Linked DNA regions of Homo sapiens: region 2 is linked to region 1. Evidence: chromatin contacts called from ENCODE Hi-C or POLR2A ChIA-PET data. All regions are on one chromosome and are shown on one strand. The core of a region is the stretch at or near the end of the contact, and the rest is flanking DNA. Distances in the headings are between cores, read along the strand shown.

The links. Hi-C counts contacts between places; a loop is a spot of excess contacts on that map. ChIA-PET counts read pairs that join two places held with the same protein, here RNA polymerase II (POLR2A). Pooled maps may share reads with other maps.
Region 2: a pooled map shows a loop between it and region 1 (2.8-fold over the local background). The contact joins two enhancer-like sites. A Hi-C loop is called at or near these places in 6 of 50 pooled maps. POLR2A ChIA-PET finds 5 or more read pairs at or near these places in 5 of 52 experiments (T-cell, activated B cell, activated T-cell and 1 more).

What each region holds. Positions count from the first base shown.
Region 1 is chr14:91,171,779-91,174,897 of GRCh38, forward strand. DGLUCY (D-glutamate cyclase) reads left to right here. Exons shown (of 14, transcript NM_001102368.3): 6 at 1,511-1,661. Among named protein-coding and RNA genes, the nearest start is that of SNORA11B, 47 kb to the left of the region's middle. Within about 2 kb of position 1,578, at least 6 of the 41 ENCODE cell types and tissues checked have a DNase peak (open chromatin) inside an H3K27ac peak, as active enhancers do.
Region 2 is chr14:91,021,040-91,024,158 of GRCh38, forward strand. The region is part of intron 1 of RPS6KA5 (ribosomal protein S6 kinase A5); the gene reads right to left. Among named protein-coding and RNA genes, the nearest start is that of RPS6KA5, 38 kb to the right of the region's middle. RefSeq lists enhancers at 1,325-1,374, 1,385-1,504, 1,585-1,744. Within about 2 kb of position 1,637, at least 8 of the 41 ENCODE cell types and tissues checked have a DNase peak (open chromatin) inside an H3K27ac peak, as active enhancers do.

The sequences.
Region 1 (3,119 bases), core at 328-2,827:
ACACAGATCAAACCGGGCAACATCTGTTAAGGCAGGAGGCACCAGGCCGTGCTCCATGGGGTCTGGGGACAGGCTTGTTGCTTGTGTGGATTCAGGAGGCAGAGTGAACACCAGCTCCTCCTGTGATGTTCTCCCTTGCCTCCCTCTGCCCGTGATTCACCAGAGGCTGTTTACCTTTGGTCCATGGCCCTTGCAGTCCCTAGAGAAATTCAGAGGCTCCATGATATTGGATGGGAAAAAAAGTACGTTTTTCTTTTCCCTTCTTCCCTCCCTCCCTTCTTTATTTTATTTTATTTTTATTTTTATTTTTGACAGTTCTTGCTCAGTTGCCCAGGCTGGAGTGGTGCAGTGGCACAGTCACAGCTCACTGCAGCCTCAACCTCCTGGGTTCAAGAGATCCTCCCATCTCAGCCTCCCGAGTAGCTGGGACCATAGGCATGTGCCAGCACACCCAGCTAATTTATGGTTTTGGTTTTTTTTGGTAGAGACAGGGTTTCGCTGTATTGCCCAGGCTGGTCTTGAACTTCTGGGCTCAAGCGATCCAACCTTCTTGGCCTCCCAAAGTGCTGGTATTACAGGCATGAACCACTGTGCCCAGCCTCAATTTTATTTTCATAACCTCAACTCACATTTAGCATTTCCTTCAATTATGAATGTAGGCAGCAAATGGCTGTCATATCAGCAGACCCTGTGACTTCATGGCTGGCAACAGAAATCACAGATATCTTCATATCACGTTAGAGTTCTTCCTGATGTCTCAAAAATATCCTATATGCTGATCACTACTTCAAAGTTACAATGATAGTAGAACTGGCATCTTGTTTCTTAGGCTGCTACTGAGGAAGCATGCATATTGTCTCACATTTTTCCTTTTTTTTTTTTCTTTGAGATGGAGTCTTGCTCTGTCACCCAGGCCGGAGTGCAATGGTGTGATTTCGGCTCACTGCAATCTCCGCCTCCTGGGTTCAAGCCGTTCTCCTGCCTCAGCCTCCCGAGTAGCTGGGACTAGAGGCGCGTGCCACCATGCCCGGCGAACTTTTGTATTTTTAATAGAGATGGGGTTTCACCATGCTGGCCAGGCTGGTCTCGAACTCCTGACCTCGTGATCCGCCCACCTCGGCCTCCCAAGTGCTGGGATTACAGGTGTGAGCCATCGTGTCTGGCCACATTTTTCTATTATTTGATAACTGTGCTTGCAGGATAATTGGTTTCCTTTGGAATCCTGTGCATTTTCTTGTATGCAGTTAAAGGCATTACTTTGACCAGGGGTCCACAGCTGTACTAGTCTACCAAAGGGGTCCGTGGCACACAAAAAGTTAAGATTCCCTATTTTAAACCAGTAATTAACAGCAAACTCCCTCTCTCTATGTCACATAAAAATAGAAGCTAATTTCTATAACAGCTACTCCTCCTTCATTTAGCTGCCTTGAACTCTTGGTGCTCAGAGCTTGGATCTGTGCTAATTCCATTTTTTAACATTTTCACTTGATTTTTTTTTTTTTTTGGTCAGACAACAGTGCCTTGTGTTACCCATGCTGGCTTCTGCTGCCCTCTGGTGGTCACGATGAGGCCCATTCCCAAGGACAAGCTGGAAGGGCTGGTGCGGGCCTGCTGCTCCCTCGGAGGTGAGCAGGGGCAACCTGTTCACATGGGCGACCCAGGTCAGTGTCTCTCGCTCCTGCCCATGATCTTCCTGTTCACATGGGCAACCCAGGTCAGTGTCTCTCGCTCCTGCCCATGATCCCCCTGTTCACATCGGCGACCCAGGTCAGTGTCTCTCGCTCCTGCCCATGATCCTGACAGCCTCTCTTGGAGTTGGGCCTAAGAAGCAGACAGGAGTTTGCCACGTTCCTAAGCTCCCATGGCTTGTCTTTGTTTTTACCAGGGGTCTCCAGGGGCAAAGGCCCTGAACAAGGCTCAAAGGCTCTGGCAGCTGTATCAGGGCTGGGCTTACAGATGCCCCTCAGGTTTAAAGGTGCCACCCTTGGCAGAATAGCCAGTCTCACTGTGATGTAAGTTTATATATATCACATCCTTTTGGGTTTTTACCGAGGCTTAATAATACATACATAGGAAAAAATATATATATATATAATGAATATATATATTGGGTTTTGTCCACAATTCCTGGCTCATAACTCCTAAAATTCTTGGAACCTCCAAAATGCTGTATTTTGTCTGATAGGTTCAGGGTGGGGCTGGTCACCAGAAAGACTAAGGTAGGATTAGAGGGTTGGGACTTTCAGCTCCACCCCTCCCCGCAACCTCCAGGGAGGAAAGAGGGGCTAAAGGTCAAGCTGATTACCCACGGCTGATGGTTTAATCAATCATGCTCATGTAATGAAGCCTCCGTAAAACCCCAAGAGGATAGGCTTCAGTGAGCTTCTACATAGCTGAACACATGTAGGTTCCTAGAGGGTGGTGCCTAAGGAGGGCATGGAAGCTCCGCACCCCTTCCCCCACACCTTGCCCTGGGCATCTCTATCTGTATCCTTTGCAATATCCTTTATTTAATTTAATTAAATTAATTAATTTATTTATTTTTGAGACACAGTTTCCCTCTGTCGCCCAGGCTGGAGTGCAGCGTTGCAATCTCAGCTCACTGCAACCTCCATCTCCTGGGTTCAAGCGATTCTCCTGCCTCAGCCTCCCAAGTAGCTGGGATTACAGGTGCCCAACACCATGCCCAGCTAATTTTTGTATTTTTAGTAGAGATGGGGTTTTGCCATGTTGGCCAGGCTGGTCTTGAACGCCTGGCCTCAAGTGGTCTGCCCGTCTTGGCCTCCCAAAGTGCTGGGATTACAGGTATGAGCCACCGCACCCGGTCTGCAATATTTTTTATGATAAACTGGTATACATAAGTAAATGTTTCCTCAAGGTCTGTGAGCTGCTCCAGGAAATTAATCAAACTCAAAGAGTTTGGGTATAATCAAACCCAAAGAGGGTTAATCAAACTGGAAGCCAGTTGGTCAGAAGTTCTGGAGGCCCAGACTTGCAACTGGTGTCTGTAGGGGGGTGGCCTTGGGGACTGAGCCCTCAACCCGTGGGTTCTGATGCTATCTCCAGGTGGAATGGAATTGGAGGGCACCCAGCTGGTGCCTCCTGCTTGATGGTGGGGA
Region 2 (3,119 bases), core at 387-2,886, 150 kb before region 1:
GTTTATCCACTGTATAGGTGGATAAAGCAATAGGGAAATAAAGCAATCCATAGGGACACATTTTAGGGCATGAAAAATACGCTGTTCTTCATCAAAATGTCCTATCTAGATTGAGCATTCACTGACAATTCTTGCCTGAACTAATCCTTACTATAATGGTTACAATGGAGTAACTTTCTGACTCTTCCACTTCTTCCAAGTTTATCAGTCAGCATTGCACCACAGAGAAGAGACCTCCCTTATTCCTGCTTAGATATCTACCTATCTATTAGGCTACTCATGAATCACCATTTTTTTCAATGCTTTAATACTCATTCTTGGTCAGGCACAATGACTCACACCTGAAATCCCAGCACTTTGGGAGGCTGAAGCAGGAGGATTGCTTGAGCCCAGGAGTTCAAGACCAGGCTGGGCAACACAGTAAGATCCGTCTCTATTTCAATTTAAAAAAATAAGCCAGGCATGGTGGTTCTCGCGATTCTCCTGCCTCAGCCTCCTGAGTAGCTGGGATTACAGACACATGCCACCATGCCTGGTTAATTTTTGTATTTTTAGTAGAGACAGGGATTCATCATACTGGTCAGGCTGGTCTCTAACTCCTGACCTCAGGTGATCCGCCCACCTCAGCCTCCCAAAGTGCTGGGATTACAGGCATGAGCCACCACACCCAGCCTTTCCCTAATCATTTTAATGCACAAGTTGTCCCAGATTTGGTCACTGGAAGCACTTTCAAAAGCCGGCTCTGTGTCCTGACATGCCCCCTTTCTTTACTTTTCTTTTTCTTTCTCTCTTTCTATTTTTGAGAACTTCATTTGTTCTCTTACAAGTAGCCTTGATTCCTTTTAATGGGAAATAAGATCTTATGGAATCTTAATAGAAACCAAGATCTGGGCATCAGGTATGCTGCTTGCTACTGAGGTACCTTGCCTTCTAGGCTCTTTCATGAACAGAGCTAGGACATACATATTTAGATCATATATTTATGCATATTTAGGTCATTTTATATACATTTAAATCTGGTGCACAAATATTTATGCTGTACATGAACTTATATTGTATACATATGTGGTATGCGTGTTTCATAATATTATAAGGAATGCCTTATTCAGTTGACTTGTAACCATTTGCTTTTAATTTCCTCATGCAGGAAACTATTTGAATGTGAAACTGACTTTAAACTTGTTTACTGATTGAAGTCATCCCAAATGAACCAAAAAGCATATAGCCAACTTACTCAGAACAAGAATATGATGTACAAGAATAATGATCAAATTGAATGGTGAAACCCAAATATTATAATGGGGATCCAATGGAATGTGAAGTATATCAATAATGTCCATGTCTCTACCTAGTATGAAAGCCTGGTCTGCTACCCATCACTAAACCACTTATGAAACAACCTGTCTGCTCACTTCTCTGTGTCTTTCCAATAAATATCAGAGTGGCAGCAACTAGAGGATGGTTGGTGGCAGTTAAAGCAGAAAAAAAAGGTTGAGCATCTAAGAATTCAGGTCCTACCTCAGTTTCCTACCACATTTTTAGACTGGAAATAAATGCCTGAATTTGAAAATGTTTACATGGTTTGCATGGTTTCTGATTCTGTTTCTGTGTGTTACATTTCAAGGAACTAGATGTTTGCTATGACTTCAAGTGAAATTGAAATTGAAACTAAAATCGGGAACAAGTATGCACATGTACTTATGCTCTTGCATACTTATGTAATTACAAATATATATTCAATATAATTTAAGATTTGTGTACTACTGTCCGGGCGTGGTTGCTCACACATGTAATCCCAGCACTTTGGGAGGCCGAGGCAGGCAGATCACCAGGTCAGGAGTTCGAGACCAGCTTAGCCAGCATGGTGAAACCCCATCTCTACTAAAAATGTAAAAATTAGCTGGGCATGGTGGCGCACGCCTGTAATCCCAGCTACTCAGGAGGCTGGGGCAGGAGAATCACTTGAACCGAGGAGGCGGAGGTTGTAGTGAGGTGAGATCACGCCACTGCACTCCAGCCTGGCAACAGAGTAAAACTCTATCTAAAAAAAAAAAAAAAAAAAAGATTTGTGTACTACTCTTCTACCTATGGGCCCATCCTTGTTCCTTAGTCTCAGCTCTACAAATAAGTATATTAAGTGCTCACCATCAGGTTGTTTTCTCAATCTGTTTGGATGAAATTCATTGTCTAGTAGATCCTCAGGGAGACTACCTGTGTAGGGTATTCTCTGAGCTCTTGAGTGCTCAAATTTTTTCTTTTTTTTTTTGGAGACAGAGTCTCACTCTGTTGCCCAGGCTGGACTGCAATGGTGTGATCTCCTCACTGCAACCTCTGCCTCCTGGGTTCAAGCGATTCTCCTGCCTCAGCCTCCCAAGTAGCTAGGACTACAGGCGTGCACCACCATGCCTGGCTAATTTTTGTATTTTTAGTAGAGATGGGGTTTCACCACGTTGGCCAGGCTGGTCTTGAACTTCTGACCTCATGATCCACCCACCTCGGCCTCCCAAAGTGCTGGGATTACCGGCATGAGCCACCGTGCCCAACCTCAAACTTTGTTTTATAGCCTTAATCTTGAAGGCAGTTAGTTGGATATAACTCTTGCTTTGTACTTTCTTTCCCTAAGTTTCTTTAAAAAAAAACCACCAACACAAAGTTGCTCCAGTGCTGCCTTGCTTTGTATGTCACTTTTAAGAAGTTGGATGCCAACCTAACTATCCTTCCGTTTATAATTTATTTTATCTTTTTGCCTAAAGCCCTGAGGATTTTTTAAAATATTAAAATCTAACAATATCACTCAATATTGAAGTCTAATAGTATTAATAGGATATATCTCAGAGCTGTTTGTTATGAGAACTGATAATTGTATCATTATCAATTTTCCCCAGTACCTAGTAAGCCATTTCAATGTGTATACTCAAGTCTTCTTTTATTCTCAGAATTACATTTGCTGAATAATTTTTCTTCTTTAAGGACTCCAGTTCTACATGTTACATTTTCTTTGCCTGTTCTCCATTTCAGCCACTTTTTCTCTGACATTTTTTCTTTCTGTATTTAATTAAGTGTTCCCCTGCTTTTCTTCAATGCCCTTATTAAATTTGTATTTAAATCTATTCTTCCTT